2 separate regions of the Homo sapiens genome follow, and region 1 is linked to region 2. Evidence: chromatin loops called from intact Hi-C (ENCODE). Cell type or tissue: heart left ventricle. All regions are shown on one strand. Links, peaks and the distances in the headings refer to the core of each region. The heading gives the core; the rest is flanking DNA. Region 1 has its middle 8.5 kb from the start of MMP9. Region 2 overlaps SLC12A5 (solute carrier family 12 member 5).

Region 1 (6,520 bases), core at 1,721-5,720, 50 kb before region 2:
TTCAGCATTTATTCTGGAGGCAATAAGGAGCTGGATGCTGGGTGCTAGAGGGGCTGAGCTATTGCAAAAACAGGAGAGAGAGGTGGCAAGGCTGAAGCTCAGGCAGAGGCAGTGGGAATGCAGAGGATGGTGGTGTCCTGGGCTGAACTGTGTTCCCCTCAAAAAATTCAGTGTTGAAACCTTAACCCCTAGCACTTCAGAAGGTGACTGTATTTGGAGATAGGGTATTTAAAGAGGTAATTAAGTTAAAATGAGGTCATGGGAATGGGCCTTAATCCAATATGACTGGCGTCCTTAAGAAGAGGAAATTAGGACACAGACATGCACAGAGGGGAGACCATGCGAAGACAAGGAAAGTAGACGGCCATCTACAGACCCAGGAAGGGGGGCTCAGAAGAAACCAGCCCTGCCAGCACCTTGATCTAGGACTTCTGCCTCCAGAACTATGAGAAAATACATTTCTGTTGTTTAAGCCACCCATCTATGGGACTTTGTTATGGCAGCCCATGCAAGCAAATAAATACAGAGGGGCTGGATTAAAGAGGACTGTCCAGGTTGTCAGTTACTTGAATGTCATTGTGGGGGGCTATCGGATGCCATACAGGTGATTTGGAAATTGGGAAGGCCTGGGAATGAATAGGAAGCTGGAGGAGGGGCCCAGAGGGAGGAGCAGGGCTGGGGAGGACTGGATTTGGACCAGGTTACATTGGAGGTGCCACTGGGACCTCGGCAGGTGCTACCCAGGGGGCTTTAGGAAATGAGGCCAGTGGTGCTTTCCGTTAAAGCCAGGCACTCAGGGAGTGAGGAGAAGGAAGAGAATGGTCCTGTATTAGTGGGGGCCCTGGGTTTTAAATAAGCAAAACTGGCTCAGGCTAACTTAAGCAAAAAGGAATGTACTAAACAGATTTCTGGAGGCTCACAGCAGCGATGTGAAGGCTCAAGGCCAAGCTTGGAAGGTGAGCTGGTGTCGAGGGAGACTGGCCCACAGTGGGCACGATCAGGAACGCGTAGCAGGGTCAGCCTGGACTGACCCTGGAGGACCCTCAGGACTGCTGGGCTCTGCTCATACATCAATCCAGCAGTCTCCTAAGATTCAGAGATCTGGGGGGAGCATCCTATGGCCCAAACCCAGTCACATGTCTGCATCCCTGATGCCCGGGGGAGGTTTCCAGTGGGAGGATACCTCTCCATCCCTGGAAGATTAAAGATGGCTGCATGCTCTGTGATACTCCTTTCATATCACAGGAGATAGAGAATTGGGCTCTATCTTCCTCTCCTGGCCTGTGACTGCTTTGGCCAATAGAATACAGTGGATGTGACACTATGCCAGCTTCAGGCCCAGACTTTAAGGGAAGTGGCAGCTTCTGCCTTGGTCTCTGGGAGCCCTGAGTCACTCACTCCGTAAGAAGACTGACTGGAGAGACCACATGGAGATTACGTGGGGAAGGGAGAAGGGCACACTACAGCCCAGCCTTCCAGCTAGCTCTGCCAAGACCCCAGTGTTTTATATACATATTTTTCTTTTTTATTTTAGAGATGGTGGTCTTGCTATGTTGCCCAGGCTGGTCTCAAACTCCTGGGCTCAAACAATCCTCCCACCTCGCCCTCCCAAAGTGCTGGGATCACAGGCATGAGTCACCGCACCGGCTGACCCCCATGTTTTAAATTGTACCTGGGATTTTGTTTTTATTCAGGTATGGCGAGGCCAACAGATCAGGAGATGATTGTCATTGAAAGACAGTTGGTTAACCACAGTTCTCAAGAGGAGGGGGCATGCCATGTCACACAGGGCCACATGGGGAAGTACCAGCATCAGTCAGGAGGCAGAAGGAGGAAGGGGGAAGTGTGGGCCAGAGTCTTCATTGTGATTTTGGTGGGAAGGAATAGGCAAGGCAGGGTAGACAAGCTGGATGGGTTTAGGACTGGCTAGCTTGAACAATTCCCTTGGGTTCTGGGCTATAGGGGTGGTCCCTAGTTGTCTAGTACCTAAGCAGGATGATCTAGAATGGGGGATAGCATCCTGAACTGCAGGAGCTGATAAAAGGAGGTAGGAGGTGGATGGGGGTTATGGAATCAAGATTGGTTGGTTTGCACATTAAGAGGTGCTCCCAGGCAAGATTGCCATCTCTAGGAATTAGCTATCCCTAGGAGGGGCAGTCCCTTTTCGGGTCCATAAGGCCCCTGGATGTCAAAGCATCATAAAATACAGAAAAGAAAAAACACGATTAATAGGCCAGGCGTGGTGGCTCACACCTGCAATCCCAGCACTTTTGGAGGCTGAGGCAGGAGTATCACTTGAGCCCAGGAGTTTGACACAAACCTGAGCAACACAGTGAGACTCCATCTCTGCCAAAAACAAACAAAAAATTTGCTGGGTGTGGTGGCGCATGCCTGTAGTAGCAGCTACTCAGGAGGCTGGGGCGGGAGGATCACTTAAGCCCAGGAGTTAGGGGCTGCCATGAGCTATGTTCGTGCCACTGCACTCCAGCCTGGGAGAAAAAGTGAGACTCTGACTCAAAAAATAAAAAATAAAAACATGATGAATCCATCCAGGAATGGGAGTAAAACACCTTGGACTTTCCAGTCCACACTGAGCCACCAGCTGACTCCCTCAGCTGAGGCCTCAGGCATCATAGAGCAGAAGGAGCAGCCCTGCTGTGTTCTGTCCAAATTTCTGACCCACAGAATAGTGAGATACAGTCACAATAAATTGTTTCAGAGCCTTTAAATTTCGAGGCCGTTTGTCATGCAGGTGTAGATTTCTGGAGCCCCTCCACCCTCCAAGACTCACTCATTAGCAGATTCCTTCCCAATCTCAGAAGGGACTTGGGAAAGATAATTCCATGATTGGTTAAAGACATGACTCCCATGACCATATAATCAGCTTAATTTTAACTCCCATTACAAAGATGAAGAAACTGAGGTTCAGGGAGGGAAAGTCATTTACCCAAGGTCACACAGTGCAAATTCAAATCCAGGTATGCCAGATTCCAGCATCCAGCCCCTTCCACTGTACCAGCTGTCACCTAGTTGGCCTCTTTATGGAGCCCATGGTTGGAGCTGAGAGAGCCTTATGGATGGTCTCCAAACCAGGCCCCCCATGAATCTCACCCGCCCCCTCTCCATGTGCTCCCCGTGTTTTCCCATTGGAGAAATCCCGCATCGCCTCTCATCAGGAGCTGGGCTGGAACTGCTACTTCCAGACCCTGGGAAGCTTCGAGTGCTTCCCTTCCGCTGGCCTTCCTTGCATCCATGCAGAGACTGTGCCATCTTCCCTGCATCCCAGCACCCCCGGCTTCAGGTGTATCAAAGTCCCAGCGCTGCGTGAAGTTCAGGTTTGAACACATCTCAGCAGGCTTTGTGAATACATTAGTTTTTGTTTTCCCCTAACATGCCACAGGGGTGGGAGGAATGGGAGGGGGCACTGGAATTTAATATGCAAATGTATGCAGATCGCATCTAAATGAGGGTGTCCCAGGTTTAATGGGAAGAACAGGCAATCAGAGCAGGCCCAGCCCAGCCTGCAGCCCTGGGGCTCTGCAGCAGCACAGTCAGAAATGACTCTCCGGGGAGGGTGTCTTGGGCTCTTTTACAGAGCGTGTTCTTTGAAGCAATGTCTCCGCAGCACAGGGGAAGGAAGAGCTGCGGAAATTGGTTCTGGATACTTCCTGGCAAAGTGTTCTCAATTGCTTCAACTATGTTGGGGGTGGGTGGGAGAGAGGGGGTAGAATCTCTGAACCTCTCAGTGAACACAGCCAGCAGCGGCTGTCCCTATCAGTGATTTCTAAACCGAAGGAGCTTGCTAACATCTACTTCCAGATCACACTGATTACTAAACCAGAATCTCTTGAGAACCTTTGTTTTTTAAAAGTCCCTGGCTTTAGGAAATACTGACACTAACCAGGCGTTCTTAATCTGGAGACTCTTACAGGTTCCGGGGCCCGGTATAGCAATGTTATTAACCCTTCCTGCATATTAGAATCACCGAGGCTTAAAAAATTTCCCAACGCTCAGGCTGTACCCTAGACCAATTAAGTCAGAATCTACAGGAGGGGAGGTGAAAGTCAGGCATCAGTATTCAAGAGAAAATCCTGAGTGATTCCAATGTGCAATCAAATTTGAGAAGCATTGCTGAACAGGATTCCCACGAGACACTTGTTATACCTGTGCTTGCTTTGGGGCTATTGTTAGCTGCAGGCCCACCACCCGGTGCCAGCTTCAGGAGACCCTCCTTCTAGGAAGGGGACTGGAGGATTGGTGTGCAGCCAGTATGCACTGGTATAGCAGCATTGGTTGTAAAAATACTGAAATATGGCTGGGTGCGGTGGCTCATGCCTGTAATCCCAGTACTTTGGGAAGCCGAGGCAGATGGATCCCTTGAGCTCAAGATTTTGAGACCAGCCTGGGCAACATGGTAAACCCATCTCTATAAAAATTGCAAAAACTAGCCAGGCGTGGTGGAGCGTGCCTGTGGTCCCAACTACTTGGGAGGATCGCCTGAGCCTGGGAGGCACAGGTTGCAGTGAGCCGTGATTGTGCCACTGCACTCCAGCTTGGGCAACAGAGCAAGACCCTGTCTCAAAAATAAAATACTGACATATTTCCCCATCCACTTGTAACTGGGGCTGCTTTGAACTTTCTAAGTTCAAAGCATCACCCTCCCCATCTCCCCAGACCCTGGACATAATCAGTTCTGATTAGTTAGGGCTCCTGAGGACCTGGTTGTTAAATACTTGAACATCACCCCCCGCTATAATGTTGTAGTGAGAAGCACCCACTTTATATAGTCAGAAAGGCCTAGATTCCCACTTGATTTTGGTATGAGTTGTGTGGCTTTTGGACAAGTGGCTTCATCTCTCTGAAGGTCAGTTTCCTCATCTGGAAATGGGGTCAAATGCCCTCCCTATCAGCGTAGGGATGAAGCTGCACTACAGCAGAGGTGGCAAACTGAGCATGCATCAGAATCACTTGGCTGGGCTGGGCACAGTAGCTCATGCTTGTAATTCCAGCACTTTGGGAGGCCAAGGCCAGTGTATCACCTGAGGTCAGGAGTTCGAGACCAGACTGGCCAACATAGTGAGACCCTGTCTCTACTGAAAATACAAAAATTAGCCAGACATGGCCACAAGCACCTGTAGTCCCAGTTGCTCAAAAGGCTGAAGCAGGAGAATTGCTTGAACCTGGGAGGTGGAGGTTGCAGTGAGCTGAGATCATGCCACTGCCCTCCAGCCCGGGTGACAGAACAAGACTCTGTCTCAAAAAAAAAAAAAAAAAAAAAAGGGCCAGGTGTGGTGGCTCACGCCTGTAATCCCAACACTTTGGGAGGCTGAGGCGGGCAGATCACGAGGTCAGGAGTTCAAGACCAGCCTGGCCAATATGGTGAAACCCCGTCTCTACTAAAAAATACAAAAATTAGCCGGGCATGGTGGCGGGCCCCTGTAGTCCCAGCTACTCAAGAGGCTGAGGCAGAAGAATCGCTTGAACCCGGGAGGTGGAGGTTGCAGTGAGTCGAGATCGTGCCACTGCACTCCAGCCTGGGAGACAGAGTGAGACTCTGTGTCAAAAACAAACAAACAAACAAACAAAAACTTTGGCTTGTTAGGTCAAAGATTTCTGGGCCCCACCCCGGAGTTGCTGATTCAATCATTCTGGGGCGGGGAGGATTTGTGTTTCTAAGTTCTCAGGTGCTGCAGGGGCTTCTGGTCCTGGGACTACAGTTTGAGAACCATTGAACTGGAAGATGTATGAGAAAGTGGGCTGGGCCGAGAGTAGAGGCTCAACCCAGGCTTGGAAAAGGGTCAAAATATGTGCCGGTTTCCCTGTGCGCCACATGGACTTCTCCCTCCTGAGCCATTCCCCAGGGCTCTCTCCATCCATTTGTCCAGCAGGGACTGAGCCCCCGCTGAATGCTTAACCTTGGATTTCTCAAAGATTAAGTCCTCTTCCCACCTCTTCCCCATTGTGAGCAGGACCAGATTTACACCTTTAGTGGCTGTGATTACTGAAAATACGGTGCCCCTCCCATCTGTTGTCCAAAGTAAAACAACACTAAACCCTGAAATGACTTCATAAAAAGAACAATAGAGAACTGATTTTTTTTTCCCAAGCTGGCTACTTTGAGGATTTTTTCCAAATATCAAAAACAATATTTTATTTTATTTATTTATTTTGAGACACAGTCTCCGGAGTCTCGCTCTGTCGCCCAGGTTGGAGTGCAGTAGCGCGATCTCAGCTCACCGCAACCTCTGCCTCCTGGGTTCAAGTGATTCTCCTGCCTCAGTCTCCTGAGTAGCTGGGATTACAGGCATGCACCACCATGCCCAGCTTATTTTTGTGTTTTTAGTAGAGACGGGGTTTCACCATGTTGGCCAGGCTGGTCTTCAACTCCCGATCATAGGTGATCCAACTGCCTCTGCCTCCTAAAGTGCTGGGATTACAGGTGTGAGCCACCGCACCCGGTCAAAATCAATATTTTAAATGTGTATTTTGGGACTGCGCCTGCTTTGCTGGGACCCCAAGC
Region 2 (6,520 bases), core at 262-4,261:
ATCATTTCCATCATTTTTTCATAAAACATGAATGCCTGATGTATGGCAAGTCCCCTTCTAGTCTCTGGGGATGTAGGAAGCTCACAGTTTTGTGGAGAAGACACACATGGGGACAGACAAACATCAGATCATGTAGCATTTGCTCTGAGACAGGTGGAATCGTTCCCTTTGAGAGTTATAGGGGCTCTTAGGCATCTCTAGATTAATGACAATTCATCCATTTTATTCACGTGAAAATCAGGGATGCCGAGCGCGGTGGCTCATGCCTGTAACCCAACAGTTTGGGAGGCTGAGGCAGGTGGATCACTTGAGGCCAGGGGTTTGAGACAAGCCTGGACAACATGGCGAGACCCCATCTGTGCTAAAAATACAAAAATTAGCCAGGCATGGTGGCGTGCACCTGTAGTCCCAGCTACTCAGGATACTGAGGCAGAATAGCTTGAACCCAGGAGGCAGAGGTTATAGTGAGCCGAGATTGTACCACTGCACTCCAGCCTGGGTGACAGAGTGAGACCCTGTCTCAAAAAAAAAAAGGGGGAAATTGGAGGTCAGAGAGGATCTCACAGGTCACAGAAGGCAGACCTGGAGATGGAATCCTCACACCCCACCTCTTAGCCCTGGGTGCTGCATGCCCAACCCCTCACTCATCTCCCTGTGTTTCACCTTGCCAAGAGTAGAGCCTGAAACCCTGACTTAGGTTAGGGCATTGTTGACTTGTCTTGGCTGAGCCCAGTTGACTAAACTGGGCTCCCAGAACCTGGGGCTCTATATTATTTATCTGTGAATTCCCAAATGCTCAGCACATGGTCTAGCCCAGAGTAGGTGCTTAGAGAATGCTACGAAGTTGATAGGTGGTTGGAGGACTAAGACGGCTAAATGACTAAGGAAAGGGATGCATAAATAGATGGGTAGATGGATAAGTTTATGTACACGTGGGCGGGCAAAAGCATGAATCGATGGATGTAGGAATGGATGATAGGTAGGTAGATGTGTGGATAATTGAATGAATAATGCATGTATCAGTAAAGAAATATGCATATGAGTGGATGACTGAAGGATAAAATAGGTGGGTGGGTGGTTGAATGGGTAGATAGGTGAGTGAGGTGAATGGAGAAATGGGTTGATGGGTAGATGAATGGATGGGTGGTGAGGGGTATAGGTGGATGGGACAGATGGTTATAGAGGAGAGATGGCTAGATGACCTGGTGGTGGGTGTATGGTGTGTGGATGGTTGGTTACATGGTATATGGATTATGTGACTCTGCACACTCTTCAGGCCACAGCTGCTGGTGCTGGTGCGTGTGGACCAAGACCAGAATGTGGTGCACCCCCAGCTGCTCTCACTGACCTCCCAGCTGAAGGCGGGGAAGGGCCTGACCATCGTGGGCTCTGTCCTTGAGGGCACCTTTCTGGAAAATCATCCACAGGCCCAGCGGGCAGAAGAGGTGAGCAGAGGCCCTGGTTGGGCTTGGGAAAAGGTCAGGACACTTAGGAAGACAGTCTCTATCCTTTTGTACTTTCCTTCCTCATCACCTTCAGGATCAAAGGAAGTGCAGGCATTTCTTTTCTTTTCCTTAGAGGAAGAGCCTAAGAGCCTAGACAGTGAGTTCTTTAGAATTCAACTCACAGCATGAAAGACCATCAGAGGCAGAAGGGCCCATTTTATGGATAAGGAAACTGAGGCTTAGACAAGTCAGGTCATATGTCTAAGGACAGAAAATGAAGATTCAAATTAGGACTCCTTGAACTCCTACTCTAGACTCCTTCCTGCCAAAGTATAAATCTTTCAAGGTGATTTCCCAGCTGTGGACTCTTGATCCCTACAGTCTGGGGTTGACAAGGTGAGTATCCACATTTGATACAGGAAGAAACTGAGACCCAGAGAGGGAAAGCTGCTTGCTGAAAGTCGGAAAGCTGCTTGCTGAAAGTCAGAAAGCTGGTGGGAAGCAACATCAGGATTTGAACTCAGGCCCCTGCTCTGTGTCACCTGCTCTTGGTTCCACCCACTAGTCCATGCTTACAGGGCAGCCTACAGAACCAATGTGGGCTGTGGTGGCCAGTGTCTGCCTTAAGCACACAAAGAGGTGATTGGATCCCAAGGGTAGTAGAGGAAGTAGGTTCTGTCTGAGGGTCAGGCCTTTCTCCCATCAGGGCTGTGGCTAGCAGTGGAGAGAGAAAAAGAGGCCCGAAGGAGCAGAGGTGAGATGGGGAGGGGCACCCCGATGGCTTGCGACAGTCGCTGCTTCTGCCTCACTGGGCTGTTCACACTGATCTGTCAGGGCCCAGAGCTGGAGGCCTTGACTGGTCAGTTCCATTCAACACGCGGTGGCTGAGAATGTGCAGTGCACCAGGCACTGGGCGAGGCACAGGGGAGATGGAGATGTTCAAGACCAAGTCCCAGCCCTCGAGGTGCTCACAGGCTGGTGGGGAAGGCAGAGCATACACAGAAGGCTCTCAGACCCACCGGATGTCGATAAATGCTGTTAGAGTTAATAACATCAGGGTCGTACAATGTGTTGAGTGTTTTCAATTCCTCAGGCAGGATACTAACTAAGCCCTATGTGCATGATGACATGTGGTTCTCCCTATTCCTAAACAAGGTAGCTTGTCCTGACCCCTTGGGTGGTTAGGTGACTCACCCAAGGTCACACAGCCAGGAGGTGGCAGAGATAGGAGTTGAACTTCTATCTGTTTGACTTAGGGGTGGTGGTTAAGAGTGTGGGGGTTGGAGTCAGACTTCCCTGACTTGAATCCTCACAGTAACATTAGCTGTGTGTCCTTAAACAAGTCTTCCTTTCTCCAAGCCTCAGTTTCCCCATCTATAAAATGGGAGTAATAAGACTATTTCCCTCATAGTACAGTTTAAATGGGAGCCCTTAAAATACTTATTATGCTACTTAGAAAGATTGTTGAAACAAATTGTCTGGCTGTGCAGAGAAGCCCAGTTTAATTCTGGTCTGGGTGGGGGTGGTATCTGAAGACGGCGACATTTGAGCTGGGCCAGACAGGGTGTCATGTACAACTTGGCAGGGGCTTGTGTCAGGGTGATGGTGGAGAGCATGTCGGGCAGGGGGGCTGTATGAGCAGTGGGAGGGTGGCAGAAAGTGTGGTCAGATCATGAAGAGCCTTGATTGATCAAGAAGGAATGGGGCACAGAGATGATGGGGAGCCATGTGCCATTCTGGAGCCAGAGACTGACGTGATCAGAGCTGAGCTTCAGGAAGATTGGGATGAAAGGAGGGGAGAGATGGGAGGGAAGGAGGCTACAATGGGCCCAGCCAGGGCCAGGGAGGCCTGAGGCTGGTCCTTGTCTTTTCCCCCTCCCCTAGTCTATCAGGCGCCTGATGGAGGCAGAGAAGGTGAAGGGCTTCTGCCAGGTGGTGATCTCCTCCAACTTGCGTGATGGCGTGTCCCATCTGATCCAGTCCGGGGGCCTCGGGGGGCTGCAGCACAACACTGTGCTTGTTGGCTGGCCCCGCAACTGGCGCCAGAAGGAAGATCATCAGACGTGGAGGAACTTCATTGGTAACGCTATTGGGGGCTGGGGACAGAAGAGGGGTGGGGCTGGGGGCTGTAGAGGGGTGGAACTGGATTTCCGCTCCTTTGGGCCTGAGGGGTTTCCCAAGCACTGCGTGCCAAGTGTGGATTCAGCATATGCAGGTGACAGCAGTCAAGGCTGGCCACGTGCCAGCCACTGTGCTGGGCGCTGGGGACTCCGCTGTGAACGAGACAGTCTTGGCTCCTGCAGCGCTCACAGGCCCTGGGAGGAACACAGTGCAGGGCAGTGGGAAGAGCTACAGCTCTGAAGTCACAGAGGCTAGGCCCACATCTCAGCTCTGGTCCTTCCTAGCTGTGTGACTGTGCACACGTGACTCACTCCCTCTGAGATCAGATTTCTTGGTAATCGTAGGTAATAGTATATATAATAACTAACGTTTCTAGAATGAGTTCTGTGTGCCAGCAAGTTAAGGCTTTCTCTGATTCTCTCATCAGTCCTAGGAGGGCTACGCATTGTTATCTCCATCTTTTTTGATGTGAAACTGAGGCACAGAGAGATTAAGAAGTTTGCTCCAGCTGGGTTCGGTGGCTCACGCCTGTAATCCCAGCACTTTGGGAAGCCAAGGCAGGTGGATCGCTTGCGCTCAGGAGTTTGAGCTGGGCAACCTGGCAAACTACAGAGTAAATGAAAAAGAAGTTTGCTCCAAGTCACAAAGTGGGGAGCCAGGTTTTGAACCAGCCCGGAGGCTACACTGTTAGCTCCAAGCTATTCTGTCTCCTTTATAGGTAGATCATGGTTACAAGGTGTTGGGAGGATTCAGTGTGGTCATACATGATGGGCTCTTAGTAATCAGAAAGGGCAGGTGGTGTTATTGCCATTTGACAGGTGGGGAAACTGAGGCCTAGAGAGGTTGATAGACGTTCCTAGATCTAAACAATAAATATATGATGGGGCCCAAGTAGATGCTGGTTTTCTGACCACTCAGCCCATGGCCAAGGCCAGTTGGAGTGGGGTGGAGTGCTGGCTGCCAGGAGCCCTTGTGGCTGCTGCTGGGTGTTGGGAGAACCAGAGTCACTGTTTCCCCCTCTGGCCCTCTCCTTGGCCTCCCTCAGAGCTGGTCCGGGAAACCACAGCTGGCCACTTAGCCCTGCTGGTCACCAAGAACGTTTCCATGTTTCCTGGGAACCCTGAGCGCTTCTCTGAGGGCAGCATCGACGTTTGGTGGATTGTGCACGATGGAGGCATGCTCATGCTGCTGCCCTTCCTGCTGCGGCACCACAAGGTGAGTTGTGTGCGTGAGTGTATGCACGTGTGAGTGTGTGTATGCATGTATGCATTTGTGTGCATATGTGCACAACTGCAGGTCAGACTCAGGGGCTCTGGCCAGGGTCAGCTTCCGTGTCCTTCCTCCCCTGTAAACTCCTGGGAAAGGGATCTGCTGACCTACTTCATTCTGAGATGTTAGGAACTGATGGTTTCTCCTCTTGCAGGTGCACTGCTGTAAGGAGAGCAATGCTTAGCCCAAGCCAGTGATGCTTTCTTTAATGGGGGACCCTCAGACCTAAGCAGGGAAGGTTTTGTAGAGAGTGGCCCCAAAGACAGAGGATTTGGGGTCTGCATGTATGTGTGAGGAGTGGGTGGGAAGAGGGGAAGGGTGAGCGGACAGGGCCTGGCCCTGGATCTCCTCATCACATCTGGGCTGGACCTTTCTGAATCCCCTTCATCGCCTGCAGGTCTGGCGGAAGTGCAAGATGCGTATCTTCACTGTGGCCCAGATGGATGACAATAGCATCCAGATGAAGAAGGATCTGACCACATTTCTGTATCATTTACGCATCACTGCGGAGGTCGAGGTGGTGGAGATGGTGAGTCCCCAGGAGACACCGCTGGGGTTCCACCTGGCCCTCTTTCCTCTTGGCCCCAGCACCAAGTAGGGCAACTCTAACACCCATCAGCTTATGATGCTGGATCCTTTCCCCCTCATCCATCTCTTAGCCTCTCACATATTCAGCCATCCCTCCCTTCTCTATAAAAGTAGCCATGTCTAGTGCTTATTATATGCCAGGCACTGTTCTATGCACTTTATATGTACATAAATTCCAACAACGACCAATGAGATAGATACAATTATCAGCATTTCCATGTTACAGATTAGGAATATGAAGTGCAGAGAAGTACAGTCACGTATTCATTGCTTAACAACAGGGATATGTTCTGAGAAATGTGTTGTGAGGTGATTTTGTTGTGTGAACATCATAGAGTGTATTTATGCACACCTAGCTGGTACAGCCTACTACACACAAAGGCTTATTGCTCTTATGCTACAGACTTATACAGCATGTTACTCTACTGAGTACTGTAGGCAATGGCAACACAGTGGGAAGTATTTGTGTGTCTAAACATATCTAAACATAGAAAAAATACAGCAAAAATACAGTAATCTTAAGGGAACACCATTTTATGTGCAGTCTGCCATTGACGCACATACAATGGTGTTATTTGGCATATGACTGTAATTTGCCCAATAACACAGAGTACCTGGTGGAGGCAGGATTCAAACCCAGGCAGGCTGGCTCTAGAGCGTGTGCCCCTGGTGATTATCCTGTAGAGCATCTTGTCCAACCATCCTCTCAATTCATGTGTCCATCCACCCATCCCTCTGTGTTTTCATTAATCTACCCATGTATTCATTGAAGTATTCATTCACTCACTCTCCCATTCATTCTTGCATGTATTCATTCATCGCTTTGTTCTTTTTCTTCTTTCCCTTCTCCATTCACCCAGGTGATTAATTAATCCACTCATTCATTAGTTCATCCATTCATATGCCTGGTCCTGTGCTGGGCTGAGGAGGGAATGAGCTGCCTGCCTTGCAAGAGCATTGCCCTCTCTGCTACGTCCTTGCCTCCTACAACCCTTGACAAAATTAATGATTGGGTAGGGAAGCCCTAGGCTGCCAGAAGGACGGGGGCCTTCCTTCCTTCCCTTGGCCTTTCACCTGGGCTCAGACCTCATGCTTTC

Evidence for each region. Peaks named below come from ENCODE experiments on the same cell type or tissue, not always from the same donor. Only the 100,000 strongest peaks of a DNase experiment are listed, where the experiment ranks them.
Region 1: it touches region 2 in a loop (6-fold over the local background); 1 of 110 quality-filtered maps calls a loop at or near these places.

The regions. Positions count from the first base shown.
Region 1 is chr20:45,997,172-46,003,691 of GRCh38, forward strand. No RefSeq gene overlaps it. Among named protein-coding and RNA genes, the nearest start is that of MMP9, 8.5 kb to the right of the region's middle. In heart left ventricle, for the core only: no CTCF peak of the experiment used is centred there; a DNase peak (open chromatin) is centred at 3,558; H3K27me3 peaks cover 2,700 bases.
Region 2 is chr20:46,048,346-46,054,865 of GRCh38, forward strand. It overlaps SLC12A5 (solute carrier family 12 member 5), which reads left to right. Exons shown (of 26, transcript NM_020708.5): 17 at 1,277-1,445; 18 at 3,330-3,525; 19 at 4,612-4,781; 20 at 5,233-5,364. Among named protein-coding and RNA genes, the nearest start is that of SLC12A5, 22 kb to the left of the region's middle. In heart left ventricle, for the core only: no CTCF peak of the experiment used is centred there; a DNase peak (open chromatin) is centred at 2,330; H3K27me3 peaks cover 2,548 bases.